Regions from separate parts of the Mus musculus genome. Here region 1 is linked to region 2. A link is a loop called in an ENCODE intact Hi-C map of the cell type or tissue named here. Cell type or tissue: left cerebral cortex. All regions are shown on one strand.

Region 1 (8,000 bases), 1.1 Mb before region 2:
GCTCATACATTTAGAATCTGAAGCCTGTTGTAACTTATCCCTATTGTGAGGTAACACTACTGTCCTTGTTTGTCTTTATCCAGATAGAGTGCCATGTATTCAAACACAATTTATTCATAAGGCTATCTTTTACTCATCAAATTGGTTTTGCACATACTTTTCTTAGAACATTTTTATATGTGGGGACCAGTGTTTTTATTCTGTTTGTTCCACTAAATTATAACTAGTCATAGGATAGGTAATTTTAACTATTTGATTATTTTATTGGTAGGATTTTCTTGAATTCAGGACATATGAGTCTTCCAATTTTCTTTTCATGTTTTATAGTTAGGAGTTTGGGATTTATCAAAAATTAAAATAAAGTTGTCAAATTATGAAATCAATTGATTGAGATGGCATTAAATATACAGACCAGTTTAGTCTTCTAATCAATAAAATAATGTCTGTATCCTTATGCTGTATATAGCTTTGGCGAGGATGTGGAGAAAGAGGAACACTCCTCCACTGCTGGTGGGATTGCAAGCTGGTACAACCACTCTGGAAATCAGTCTGTCATTTCCTCAGAAAACTGGATGTAGTACTACCGGAAGATCCAGCAATACCTCTCCTGGGCATATATCCAGAAGATGTTCCAACTGGTAATAAGGACACATGCTCCACTATGTTCATAGAAGCCTTATTTTTAATAGCCAGAAGCTGGAAAGAACCCAGATGTATCTCATCAGAGGAATGGATACAGAAAATGTGGTACATTTACACAATGGAGTACTACTCAGCTATTAAAATCAATGAACTTTTGAAATCCTTGGGCAAATGGATGGATCTGGAGGATATCATCCTGAGTGAGGTAACCCAATCGCAAAAGAAGTCACTTGATATGCACTCACGGATAAGTGGGTATTATCCCAGAAACCTAGAATACCCAAGATACAACTTCCAAAACACAAGAAAATCAAGAAGGAAGACCAATATTTTGATTTTACTTAATGTTTCCTGAGTTTCTGAGTGCTAATCATACATATGGGTTAAGTTCATTCCTACGACCCCTTCTTCAATATCAGAACTAGTGTCTCACATATTATAAGCAAGGAATTTCCCTCTGAGTTCTATTCCCAGTTTATGCACTTCATTTGTTTTGAAATAATTATAAACTATATATATATATATATATATATGCATATATATATATATAATTTCAATATCTAATTGCTTATTTTTACTGTATAGTCAGTTAAGGCTTGAATATATTATGTCCCCATGGATATTTCATTGCAAATCTACTCTGCAATTGGAAGAACTATTTTTGAGAAGTGGTAGGTGTTTTAGGAGACAGGGCATGGTTGGAGGAAGGCAGTCATTATCTTATGAAGTTATTCTTGCTCACTCTCTATTCTGGGCCCACTATGATGTGCACAGCCTACTCATTCATAGAGTCCTCCTCCCACGGTTCTGTCTCACCATAGGCTCAAAAACTATGTCACCAAGTAACCATGTAGTCCAGCAAGTTCTTAAACCATTGGCAAGATTTTTCAAATATGCTCCTTTCTGACAGGTATTTTCTATTCCCCTACACAAAAGTGGCTACTGCAGATATACAATTGGTTTGCATGCATGGCCTTTGAATTCTGAAACCTATTTGATTGTCATTAAAAAGCATTTTCCAATTTTAGTTAACTAGCATGGCTGAAAATGTACAAACTAACTAGCCCATCTGGAGCTTTGCTTGATTAAAGTCTGTATCTTGATTCACCTTCCTCTTCTCATACTTAACTCTAAACCACAGAAGAGCTGCACCTGTGAGACTCTGGCATCGCACGCTTGCAAGCAGATCACAGAATCATTCAGTCCCATACTCTATCTCCCACAATTGCCATAAACAACTTTGATAAACTTTCTGCTTCTGCAAGTTAAGACTTCTTTCGCTATTAAGGGCTAATAAGACTTATATTTTGCTTACCTCCAAGTCTACATCAGTAACATCATCAAAGTCCAAATTCTATGGTGAATTTTGTATGTTTTACTTCTCATGAGAGGATGCCTTATACTTTGCTGAGTTTTCTACTAAGTCATTCAGAACTTTCAGAACTTAAAACTGTCAATGATGCTGGTCTTACAGTCAACAAATTAGCTTGTTGACCCCAAACTTGCAACTCTAAGAAAGCAATCATGAACTCTTCTCATATTTTCTATGAGTCAGATATTCAGATAGAACTTAATTACCTTCACCTTGAGATCTGCAATAAAACTACACTATTGCAGTGTCTATGAAGTCTTCACTGGACATAAAAATATCAAACAAATTATGTATTTCTAAAAAGCACAGATGTTATAGCCTCAGAATATTTGTTATTATCCCCAGACAAGATAGAGAAAAGAAGAAAAGGATGACAGTTCTTGAGCATGTTCAGAGCATAAGACAAACATTGTACCTTAAAATTGGAAAAGTTTTTTTCATATCTTCCTGTCCTACCTTCCAGATAGAATAAGGCAGGGATGGGATACTGAGGGATCACAGTTGGCTCTGTCACTCGTATGTCATGGGAGCACTCTTCTCCCACATCTCAGTATATATCTTCAGATGTCTCTCCTTTCCTCTGGGCCTCACCCTAGTGTAGGATCTGGACAGTAGTCTCACTATCTTTGGCCTTACTCTCATATGGGTTCTCTCTTATAACATTGTTTTTATAAAAACCTTCTATCTAAGACAGGAAGCTCACTGGAGCATCCTTAGCACCCTGTATGGAGAAATTCAAACCCCTGAACATTTTGGATTTTGTATACCATGGAGACAGGATTGCAGAGAAGTTGCTATAGCTTACCACTTGAGCCTACCAGGACCTGATGGAGTTGAGCCACCACTGTATTGATCAAGGAGTGTCTACCATGATGTAGAGAGGCAGACATGAGGCTGCTTCAGGCAGAAAACATTAGGGTCCTATAAATATCTGAGTCACTTCTTTTGAGATAGTTTTATATGCTAGTCACCAGACTTCTTCAGTTTGAAATGATAGATTATCAAAATTCTGCCTATCTAAATCAAAGGATAAGTGAGCTGTATCTTTGTTCTTTTCTGAGTTATGTGTTTTCCCCATGAAGAACATAAGCAGGAAAGGAGATTTCTGAATCTTCAAGTCATGCTTCTTATTTATTAAAAACCCAATCTTCAATTTATTTCTATATGGTTAATTACCATAAGGCAGTCAAGAGAAACCATGCCACAGCTTCTATATTTTGTTTATAGATTGATTCTGAGTGCCCTGCATGAGATTCCTACTTCATTTTTTCTAAGCTCCCCCTTTTATGGACAAGTAGCACATGAACACATTTCAGCCACGTTCTCTGCCATTTTATAACAAGGATGACCTTTCTTCAAGTTTCTAATAACACATTTCCTATACCAAAAGGGACGTAGTTTTAACAAGGTGACATTTGAACAGAATTTGAAGGTAGTTATAGGCAACCATGTGGACACCTGTGGGAACAGTTGTCCCTACAGAGGATGGGCCTGGAGCCTGCCTCTGCCTTGAGAAAAATACCAAGAATTCTTTGTAATCACAATAGAGCGAGAGCAGGAAGAATAGTGGAAGACAAAAAGAAGGCAATGAAAGCCAGACCTTGGGTTAGTGTTATGACATCACCTTTCATCTAAATGACACAGAGGCCACTCAAAAGACTTAAACCAAGAAATCACCATGAAGCAACTCACATTTAAATGTCAAACTGCTTCTGTCATGTTGACAGAATTCAGTTTATGGAAATTATTTTCCATCACAGTGCTAGGTGAATTCTGTTAAAAATATAAATTAGATAGGAAAGCAAAAAAAAGATATCTTGGAGTTGGCCGGCTTAGAAATCTTTACCAAGGAGCAGTCCACATCTAAATTATAGAAAGGGATTTCAGAGGAATAAAAAAAAATGATGGTAGGGTAAACTGAGCAGACTCAAAGAGAATTAGAAAATAATCAACTCTTTAATGTTTAGGAAGTTACCGGAGTGTCTGTGTTTCTCTCCCTCTCCCTCTGTCTCTCTCTGTCTCTGTCTCTCTCTTTGTCTCTTTCTGTCTCTCTGTCTCTCCATGCCTCTATCTCTGTCTTTCTCTGGGATTCTCCCTGTTTCTCTCTCCCTCTCTCTCCCTCTGTCTCTCTTCTGTGTCTCTGTTTCCCTCTCTGTCTGTTTCTCTTTCTCTCTCATGGTGTGTGTGTATGTGTGTGTGTGTGTGTGTGTGTGTGTGATTCAGCTGATTAGATTGTAATCAACATCATATGGAAATCTACACTATCATAGTCAATTAAGGAGGAAAGAGAAGACAACAGAGACAAAGGCACTGAGGAGTCCTTGGACGTGTTTCCTGTGGAGAAAGGTAAGAAAAAAAGAGAATGAAATGAGACAGAGGGTACTGTAGAGAGTCTTTGGGAAGGTGACATAAAAAGACTTTAAAGTAAGAAGTGGAAAGCAGAGCTTTCAATTCCAGCAGAAATGTTCTCTCACTCTAGCAGAAGGGACAACAAGTGTGTGGGCAGGTGGCACTTACGCTATGGCACTTGCGGGTATTTTTAGATGTCAGCTCTCATCTGCTGATTCTGTTTGCTAGAAGAAATTTGCCGAGAAGTCATTAGCTGAGGAGGAAGGAAAATGAGCTAGAAGTATGAGAGAGGCATGCTGGAGCCAATATGTGAACCTACTAGCCAGAAGTACTGCACAGTGCAGTGTCCAAACTGATGCCAGTGTTCAAAATTTGACTGATTTAGTTTTCTATTCTGAAGTGAATCTACATATGATCGTGTATTTTTCTTGCAAACTTTTTCTTATGCACCCATAAAGAAAAATGAGTAATTTGTTTCCATATGGAAGAAGATTTTGTCAGGAACTGAGATGGGTGTTATATAAATGTGTAAAATATTATTGAAGGTATATTCTAATTATACTAAAATGATCATCCACTTCATAAAAGGACCCACAAAAGAACAGTGTATTTTAGAATATTTGTTCTTGATTAAGTTGGAGGACCCCTGAAGGAACGGGGTTATTATCAGTGAATTAAATAAAGGGAACTTGGAATTTCGGGCTAGGTTATTTGAATTAATTGGCTACCTGAGTTGGGAATAGATTTTAATTTTTTATTATTTTCTTTATTAACATTTCAAATGCTATCCCGAAAGTTCCCTATACCCTCCCTCCACCCTTCTCCCCTACCCACCCACTCCTACTTCTTGGCCCTGGCCCCTGTACTGGGGCATATAAAGTTTGCAAGACCAAGGGGCCTCTCTTCCTAATGATGGCTGACTAGCCCATCTTCTGCTACATATGCAGCTAGAGACATGAGCTCCGGGGGTACTGGTTAGTTCATGTTGTTGTTCCACCTATAAGGTTGCAGACCCCTTCAGCTCCTTGGGTACTTTCTCTAACTCCTCCATTGGGGACCCTGTGTTCCATCCAATAGTGACTGTGAGCATCCACTTCTTTGTTTGCCAGGCACTGGCATAGCCTCACTCAAGACCTGAGGAGAAGCATGTCATAACCAGGTCATGGAGCCAGCTGGTCACATTGCAGCCATTCTCAGGAGGAAGAGGCAGATACAAATTGACTACTGGTACCCACCCAGCTCAACTTCTTCTTATGCAATCTCAGGGTGAAACATGTGGAATGATGAGCTGATATCTAGCAACTATAAGCAGCAGTAGTATTGGAAGAGATGATATGCTCAGGTAATGGAGAAATGTTATCAGAAGAATGACAGGTACCAAGATAACCAGGAAAGAAAGCTAGATCATGACAGCTTAGAAGTCAAGGCAACAGAGAATTTTAAATAATGAGAAGGTGGTTTTTATTCTCTTCTGGAAAATGAAGAGGAAACAGTTTTCACAAAAGACTTGGCCCATGAGTCATAGGTGAAGACACATAGGGAATCAGCTAGGTTACAACACAAGTTCGATAGATCTTAGCAGGGAACAGAGGTCAAAGGCACTGATAGGTGAAAAGAAACAAGACATTGGAGGAAGATACACTAAAGGAAGAGCAACTGTAATATGTAGATAAAACAGAGAGTATAAGCAGTACTAAGATTCAGATATGAAAATGATTTGTAAGCCAGGAGTGGTGGTGCATGCCTTTAAGCCCAGCACTCAGGAGGCAGAGGCAGACGGATTTTTGAGTTCAAGGCCAGCCTGATCTACAAAGTGAGTTCCAAGACAGTCAGGGCTATACAGAGAAACCCTGTCTTGAAAAACCAAAAAAAAAAAAAAAAAAAAAATGATTTGTAGATGTAGATGGAGAAATGAAGCTAGAAGAAGACTTAAGCAGAATAAGGGCACATGAAAAAGCTCTCAGCAAACCATGACATTTAAACCCAATTAAAAGCCACAACCAGAATGTCAGAACACAAATGACTTGAAATAACTAGGCATTCACTTTGGGCTGAAAGTTTAAGTTAGAATGGGGTAGGGTAGGGAGGTAAGGTATATGGGGGAGGCCAGCATAGAGGATAGGTAAACTCAAGTCACAAATGCATGAGGAAGCCAACTACAAAACATCTAATTTGTAAACTAATTAAAAATATAATGTATAGAAAATGAAGACTTTGAACAGAAGTACCTTGCATGGGTAAACAATGCTCCTTCCCAAAGACAAGCAGGAGCATGTGGCAGCTGCTCATTTTGCATCCCAAATCAGACACCAGAGAGGAGGGGAAAGGGAGGGAAAGAGTAGATAGAGGGAGGTGGGGAATATGACAAGAGGTAAAGAAGAGAGGGAGAGAGAAAGAGAAAAAAAGAAGGATTACTAGCTAACATTTTTTATGCATTTGAAATTCTAGTACATGAAATGGTACCATACACATATTAATATCTAGGGTGGGTCACACCCTCATGACAAAATCAGCTGTTTTTATCTTCACTGATTCTCAGACCTATCACGTTTACAATTACTGTTAGACACCACACCATCTCAAAGAAGCAACAAAAAGGACAAAAGACAAAGTTCAAAGCCTCTTCTGAGATTCAAAGGCAAACTTTTACTGTGAGAGCTTACAAAAACAAACAAAAAAAGTAGCAATCTCTCAAGTCAGCATAAATATTGTTATTGCAAAATATGAATGGAGGCAAAGATGGTAGAAATGAAGCCAAAACAATAGTAAAAATCTAAGAAAACACACATTATTCGTAAAGAGCCACAAAGGCATATGATACTGTGATTTGAACTTCCAAAGTCTTGGGATGGAGAACTTATGCCAGTACATACACACATAATTATAGATACAAATTTATTTGATTGTTATTCTCTTACTGCTCACTCTACATTAGTTTGGCATCCTCTCAAACAAGCAAACCCAACAATAAGTTAGTGATATGTTACATATTAATTTTTCTTTTCTTTTCTTTTCTTTTCTTTTCTTTTCTTTTCTTTTCTTTTCTTTTCTTTTCTTTTCTTTTCTTTCTTTCTTTCTTTCTTTCTTTCTTTCTTTCTTTTTTTAATTAGATATTTATTTATTTACATTTCAAATGTTATCTCCTTTCCTGGTTTCCCCTCCAAAAACTCCCTCTCCCCTCCCCCACTCCCCTGCTTCTATGAGGGTTTCCCCCTACCTACTCACCCACTCCTGCTTCCCTGTCCTGGTATTCCCCTACACTGGGGTATCCAGCCTTCACAGAACCAAGGGCTTCTCCTCCCATTGTTGTTCAGCATGCGTGCTTCGGTCCTTCTAGAAGGGGGAACAAAATACCCATGGGAGGATATACAGAGACAAAGTGTGGATCAGGGACTGAAGGAATGACCATCCAGAGACTTCCCCACCTAGGGATCCATACCATATACAGTGACCAAACCCAGACACTATTGTGGATGCCAAGAAGTGCTTGCTGACAGGAACCTGATATAGCCTGATATAGCTGTCTCCTGAGAGGCTGTGCCAGAGCCTAAAAATTACAGAGGTAGATGCTCACACCCAACCATTTGACTGAGCACAGGGTCCCCAATGGAGGAGTTAGAGAAAGGACTGAAGGAGC
Region 2 (8,000 bases):
AAGGCTGAAGTTTTAGTCCCAAGCCTGAAACGCAAAGCAATTGCATAATTATTTTGAACATGAATGTCCTCCGTAAATCAATGGTCCTGAAACTAAACCATGGTGACTTGAAAATGAGCTTTGACTTGGGAATGATTTGCTAGTGATAAATTGAGGAGCCAACACCACTGCCACTCTTGAGGCCAGTGGCACATATTTTCCCAGATTACAGATATCCACTATGGCCATGAGACAGCATTAAATGAGTTCAAATCAAGGAAGCTGGTTCTTTGTAACATTCTAACTGACTGGGGTTTTCTGAGATAAATTATGTGGCGTTGGACCTTAAAGCTCTTTGGAATTGCTAGAGTAAAAATATGAATACTGAAATAATAATTTACTATGTATAGTTATGGTGGGCCAACCATGATATTGCAATTTGCCTCTGTGTGTATGTATTCATTGTACAACATGATTGTACATTGTAAACAGAGTGATTGATTACTCATTTTTCACTCTCTCATATTTCCCCCTACTACTCCCATTAAAAAATTCTTACAGGGACCAGGGAATTCTGACTCCTCATTTATCTAAAAGAGCTTTATGTAGGTATGGTATGATTGGAAGATGGCAAATTAGGAATTGGGGTATAACTATAAAAAAATAAATTGTGTAACCTACAGTAAGATGCAGCTTACATTTTCCTGAAGTTTCTTATACCATGTCTATTTTAATCCAAAGAAAGCAGGAAAGAAAATCAAAGAGAGATCTTGTTTTAAATATGACTATGGTATATATAACATTCTCTCCATAAATATCCAAGAGCTATTTAATGCTAGAATCTGATACTTGACCAAAAGCAATTCTATTTCCTTATTCAGTTTATAACCTTGGTAATCTCCCTAAATTCTGAAATACTCGGTGAAGACGCCACATCAACTTACACCACAGGCATGAGTAATGGAGGGGCTTCTTGGGGTGCCCCTTTGTGTATGTTTGTTCATGTGTTTCATTTTTCACTGTTACATTTTATTTATGTAAAGAGAATGTTTTAAAAAATAGGGACTGACAGCAAAATGAGCTCCCTGACAGCCTAACAAAATGCCTGCCATAGAAATTGTGGCTTCCATTTGTAACTTGCAGGCTCTCACTGCAAGTATTGAAATTACAGGTTCATTCCCTGCCAGAGCTCAAAGTCACATATGTGTAGGGTTCCATTCTGAAAAGCAGCAGGTGTTTCTCTTTCATCTTGACTTTCTCCACACATTAAATATCAAAGAAAACCACTGGATTGAAAACTTCTCTGCCTCTGTCTCTGTCTGTCTCTCTGTCTCTATTCTTCTGTCTCTCTGTGTCTCTGTTTTTCTGTCTTTTTCTGTCACTCTGTCTCTGTCTTTCTCTTCCCCCACCGTGTGTGTGTGTGTGTGTGTGTGTGTGTGTGTGTGTGTGTGTGTGTGTGTGTGTGTGAACAAGCTCACTATGTCATTATGTAAGTTTTCTTCCTCACACACAAGACCTGGAAGAAAAAGGCTACTGAAGCCGAAATACTTCAAAACTCCTGACAGAATAATTTACAGTTAGACTGGGGGGGAGTTCCTCAAAATAACTAAGAGTGAGACCATCAAGGAGAAAGACAAGAGAAGATCCCGGCTCTTTAGTACCAACAACAGAAGTTGTAAATAGAAAGTGAGTGGTGCCAAGGCCTTGCTGTAGCATTCATTTTATCCAGGAATGGCATGGGAGACATTTTGAAGATTTTCCAGTCTAAGATGGCTCCTTGATTTAGATAAGAGAAGAATTTTTGCTCACCAGATGTGTGTAGCTTAAGACAGTCAGATTGATACTGACCTAGGGATACAACATCTTTCATGGTTAGTGACTGTCTGTTGCTCTAGGCAAGAATAACATCCTGGAATTAGTACATCCCAAAGGATTTTAATTAGCACCAAAGACAAAATTAGATACTCTGGGAGTCTCTGTTGTTTCACCTTGGGGCTTCAGGAGTTGGATGGAGCTGGGAGGCAGACTGCTTTATCATCTTTAATGAGGTTTAAGGAAATATTTAAAACTCTATCTTGTATGAATGGGAGGCAAGGGAGAACTATCTGAATGAAATCACAGAAATGTAACTCAGTGTTACAAATAGCTCCCTACTTACATTCAATAATCAATCAATAATCAATGAATTTCCAGCTCTCCTAGTCTCTCCTCAACTTAATGAGTACTTCTTGGGTAAGCCCATCTAGCTTCACACTAGGACTAAGTAAATGGTGTGACTATTTTTAAAAGATTATTCTCTCTCTCTCTCTCTCTCTCTCTCTCTCTCTCTCTCTCTGTGTGTGTGTGTGTGTGTGTGTGTGTGTGTGTGTGTGTGTGTGTGTGTGTATGTGTGTGTGTGATATCTGTATGGAGACCATGTCTTCTGAAACTGGAGTTACAAGAGATTGTGAGTTGCCCAGCAGGGACAATGGGACTAGAACTCTGGTCCTTTGGAAGAACAGAAAGTTCTCTTAACCACTGAGCCATCTCTATAGCCCCAGGGTAAGATTTAAGGAAAGTCCCAGAGCTTCTACCTTGTCACAGGTCTCCCTCGCTTGTCCCTAATTCCTTGAAAAAAGAGCAAAGAGTCTTAACAAGAACAAAATCTAACTAGAAAAACCTATCATTAAAATCCCTTGAGATTTTTTTGGAAAATATAGCAGAGGTAGCCAAGTGACCCCTTAAATCAACACACTTAATGTTCTAAATGTTAACTCATCTGGAAATGAGGATTGCATGAAATGTGACCTATGACGACAGGGGTACTGGTCTAAACCAGCCAGGATGCACAGCATTCTTCTTACAGATGTACTCTCTGTAAGGGACTGAGTTCTTCCCTTCTGGTTGATAAACCATTCTTGTAGCATTCCTCTGCCATCTTCCTGTCAGGGCAGCCTCACTAATCTACTATAGGTACTTACTTTTCAGGTCACAGAGCTAAGTCCAGAGAAGAAAATTACAATCTAAATATCACATAGACTCTGTTAGTCACAATCAAATCTAGAACCCGGTAATTTTCTTTACAATTCAGTGAATACTGTGCTTTGCTGACATCTGCTCTGTCCTTTTCAATTTGTGCCTTGAGTGTCAAACCAGGATGCTATAAAATAGCATCTATCACCAAAATAGGGTAGAAGGCTAGAATGAAAAAAGGATTGATGCAGAGTACCCATTTCCATACCCACGGAAAACAGCTAAGGACTGTTTCCTTCATCAAGAATAAAGATCCCATCCAGGTGTGGTGGCGCAAGCCTTTAATCCCAGCACTCAGGAGGCAGAGGCAGGTGGATTTCTGAGTTCGAGGCCAGCCTGGTCTACAAAGTGAATTCCAGGACAGCCAGGGCTATACAGAGAAACCCTGTCTCTAAAAAAAACCAAAAAACAAACAAACAAAAAAAAGAATAAAGATGCCGTGTATCATTGTCCACACACTCCCCTTTCCAGATATGGTATGAACTAGAAGTGTGGGGCTGAGATAGACAAGGCAAACTTTTCTGGGACCAGCTTGAACCATTTTAATGGAATAAATAGATGTGTCTTGCAGAGTAGCAGAAAACTGGCTTTCAGTCTCTTGTAAGGAACAGATGGGAGGTAGGAGTTGAGAACACTATTCTGAGACTGTAGCCATCATATCTGATTCTTTGGTTTTAGCCAAATCACCCAACTGGCTTGTGACTCAGTTGTTCCCATCTGTCAGTGTGTGAAAATAATGGCTTCACCATCTTCTGCACCTCCTAGACTCAAAGGTGGGCTTTGAGAAGCAATAAATGAATCCCTTAAGATATTCTGTATTGATTCAAAACCACTCAGGATACCAAAGATGCATTAATCACTATGGTTAAAGGAAAATTAGCTTTAACCTTTGGGATCAGTGAGTATCCAGGGCCCCTTCTAAATGTAAATATTATTTTCAAAAGGACAATTGATCTGGAACCCATTCCTATGGATCAATGTATTTTGCTGTGCATTGTATCAATTAAGATAACTAGTTCAGCCTGAACCACCCTTTGACAATTTGATCAAAACTACAAAAGGAAATAACACAATGAGCCTTGTTATTCTCCAGTTAGTTAAACAAGAGCTATCAATACAAATATGCTACTAGCTTGATAGAGTGTGTACAATGTGCAGCATCTCTCGTTAGACCTGTATCTATAAGCATCCCTCATTAGTCCTGAATCTATAAGCTGTGTGTGCTTTCAAAGCTGAAAATGTTCTTCCTACAGAAGCACAGATCTTCACGTCCTCTACTCCTTAACATTTCTTTAAAATAATGCCAACTTCCCTCCTCCTCAAGTTTTCATTCTAAAATGTAAAATACATGTGAACATCACTTCATTCTGTGAGTGGCTTTGGAAAGTTTATATAAATTACAATTTGACGGTGGTATTCTGTTTTAGAAGTCACACTTTTTGATGGTTCATTTAAAATGATAATGCCTTCAAGTTGTTTTTGCTAATGCAAAAGAACTTTTGTTTAAAAAAATCTTAAATTTATCTTTAGACAGGCTTCTTGTTGGAAATTTGAAGAAAGTCATTTTTGTTTGATGCAATTCTACTTAATTTACAGAAAACTATTCTTTCATGCTAATGAAAGCTCTTTCTGTAGGATGTGAAAGATCCAATAATAGATTCTTAAAGGTCATTAAAAATAGTCACACTTGTAATATGGAAGGCATAAAGTAAACGTGTTAGTGGCTCTGCCTCAGACCATGTTTTGTGGTTAAGAGGGCAGTTGAGAAACGAGAGTTGGGTAGTGATGACTGAGTCTGAAATAGACATTTTCACAAATCAGCGTTCTACGATGTCTGGAAGTCAGATGACCAAAAGGGACCTTAAGACATAATTGCTTTTCCTTTCCTTTCTAGCCAAGTAGAGACAGAGCAGTCAGGTTGGAATAGGGTCTTCAGACATGCTTCCATGATCTAGCTATGGTGTGAGTTGAAAAGAGGAAAGTTGGAGACATCACCTCTAGTGGGCCAGCTCAGGTTTGTTACTTATTCTTTTTGTTCTCTGAGATCCTCTAGAAATGAGAGGCTAACTGTGATGGCATGCAGAGACATTGCCAGACTCATAAAAGCAACCACAACTCTGCATCTCATTTTGACACAACAACACTGATTAGAGCATCCGTCAGCAGATGTCTAGCAGAACTGACCTCAAGTTGCACATATCAAGAGAACACACCCAAACCAGCGTTTCCTACCCTTACTTCCTCCACTAAAGTTACTTCGAGGAGACTGCATACCGCTGCCTCATCCCATTCAGGTTCCTCACTTATAAGTTATGAGATGGCATCTCAGATTAATTTATCTCGACATTAAGCTACAGAAGTGGCACCATGTTGCTTCAGTGATGTCTTTCTGACCCCAAAGTCACACGAAAGTACAGTTGTAATACGCCCTAACAAAACATAACTAAGACCATTTTGATTTACCACTAGCATTCCTAAAACTCCAGCTTGATTGAAAAGCTCATTCCCTGCAAGTCAATGTCATCTCTGCCCTTGTCTAACTCGATTTCTTGGTTTAGTTATAGATTAATAAGTGAGTCCAAAGACACATGAGACCTGCTAATTATATCTACACACTCAGTCTCTTTCTCTCTCTCTCCCTCTCTCTCTCTCTCTCATACACACACACACACCACTAGATGGATAGATAGATAGATAGATAGATAGATAGATAGATAGATAGATAGATAGATAGATAGATAGATAAATAGATAGATAGAGATAGAGATATATATGATATAGATATATGAAATATGTTTTTCACCTTTCTGTTGTATAATTAACTTAGGAAATCTGTTTGTCGATGGCAAACTGGACAATCCATCATGAGTAGGGAGAGAGGGGGCATGGGATTCTTTATTCAATTTGACATTAGTAAAATTACACATGACTCCAAGAACATCTAGTCTCTTGATCTAATATGTAGTCAATATTATGGGAAAGAAGACAGGACAAGTGAACCCAAAGGTAAAGACACATGCTACCATGCTGCCAAGTGTCTTCGTGACTTAATTCAGTCCTTGGACTCACATGACAGGAAGACAGAAATGATGCTTGCAAATTGATCTTTTACTCTTATACATGAGCTGAAACACATGCCTTTATGCACGTGTGCATGTGTGTGTATGTGCCTTTGTGCATGTGTGCATGTGTGTATATGTGCATGTGTGCACATGTGCATGTGTGTGTGTGTGCATGTGCCTTTGTGCACATGTGCATGTGTGTACATGTGCATGTGCACATACACAAATAACTGTAAGAGAAAAACTTTTGAAAGAAGAATGAGAATCACTCTGTCTGTTTGCTATGGTGTTGTGTAACAGAAATAATCAGTTGGCAAGATAAACAATGTCCCTTCAGATCATTTTATTATCATAGTATTAGAATTATCAGATTGATTGGATTTCCAGGTATATTACCCATAGAAAAGCAACAATGGCTTTTATCAGAAGAGTAGCTAATGATGTTCCCATTTAAAATGATTATACAAAACCTCCACTTACAAGAAAAAATACCCAATATATATTCCATTGCAAAGGGGCAGAGGTTCTTAACATAGAATACTAAAAGGCAGTTTAATCCATTAGTGCATCTAGATCTCTATCTGTCCTAACACATGTAAAGAAGCAGGTTGGGTCAGGTGCTTTTCTTTCAACAGACGCCTGTGTTACTTGGGTTATTGTTCTTCAGAAATATATGCACCAATTTCCTGCTGTGAGAGCCTATTTCTTGCAGCAGGTCCTTATTGGGTTAATCTTGATGAAAAGACGAGTTTTCTGCAAGTACAGTAAAGGCCTTGTGGGTAGCTGCAATGCAAGGACACAATCATAGAAGGCGATTTTAACCCAGAGCCAGATGAGTTCAGCTGTTTTAATTATTCAATTAGTGCCAAGTGATAAAATTGGCAGAAAATAAAACTGACTTCAGTAGAAATAAAAGAGTGAAGGGGAGGGGGCTGTGATGAGTCCCCGTTCAGGATGACAGCCTGGGAAATCAAATTTTCTTAGCTGAGAAGCTCCTGGCTCTGTAACTTTGAAAAAAATTAGTATTTTACTTTCCATAGATCATGAAACAAATGTCAAGTGGAATTATAAAGGGTGTTCTTCCTCTTGGTGCTAGAAGTGAGGGTGGGCCGTACAGGGAATAGGAATATTACTGTTGGCTTGACAACATTATGCTCAGAAAATATCAAAAAGCAAAGAGAGTTTAAAATGGGTATTTACATATAATATCCATGCATATTTACATTTAATATCATATTGGATTTAATTTTATTACTTTCCGGAAGGCAATTGGGAGAAAAATAAACACAGTGGAATGTTATCTCATTGGCATGCAGAATCAATATGGTAATCACATGGCTGATATAAACTCATAAGAAAATGCTTCTGACATTTCATCGGCGCTTCTTAATTTAGTATTTACAATGTCTGTGTGAAATGATATAGTAGTTTTATTGTTTAATTATGGAAATGGCAGCATGTAGCAGATTCTTGACTCTTCCCCTTTAATTGCTCTCAAATTATTGAGTGCAAAAGTATAAAGTTGGGTATCCTTGGTAGGCTGGCTATTGTATATATTTAGAGTAGTTTCTAATCCTGTTCAAAATGTATTGGAAAAATAGGTGTTTTCTTTCATGACGTGGACTTTTCTAAAGAATAATAATGTAGCACAACGGTGTAATCACAATAAAAAAGAAAAATGATGGTTTTGAGTCAGGTAATATCCAGAAAATTTTTATTCATGTTGTCAATGTCACCTAGATTTATAACTTGATATTTCTATAAGGTGATGGACACTTTCAAAACCAAAAGCTAATCTTCTGTTATTGCACTATATTATCGATGTCTATGAATTTTAAATGGTGATATTTAGACTAGGGACTCTATTGTAGAGGGCCAGTTACAGTGAGAGGCAACCAGTGCCTTGGTCCTTTCTCAGCTCATGCAGAGTCAGACAGTGGGCTCTGA

The links. Peaks named below come from ENCODE experiments on the same cell type or tissue, not always from the same donor. Only the 100,000 strongest peaks of a DNase experiment are listed, where the experiment ranks them.
Region 1: a loop joins it to region 2, with 4 times the contacts of the local background. A loop is called at or near these places in 2 of 42 quality-filtered maps.

Annotation. Positions count from the first base shown.
Region 1 is chr2:8,341,497-8,349,496 of GRCm38, reverse strand. Gm30904 (a long non-coding RNA gene) reads left to right here and starts at 4,169. Exons shown (of 3, transcript XR_373985.2): 1 at 4,169-4,360. In left cerebral cortex, no CTCF peak of the experiment used is centred here; DNase peaks (open chromatin) are centred at 1,424 and 4,545; H3K27ac peaks cover 6,575 bases.
Region 2 is chr2:7,251,840-7,259,839 of GRCm38, reverse strand. It overlaps a transcript of Celf2 not described here. Among named protein-coding and RNA genes, the nearest start is that of 5031426D15Rik, 330 kb to the right of the region's middle. In left cerebral cortex, no CTCF peak of the experiment used is centred here; DNase peaks (open chromatin) are centred at 3,626 and 4,229; H3K27ac peaks cover 7,050 bases.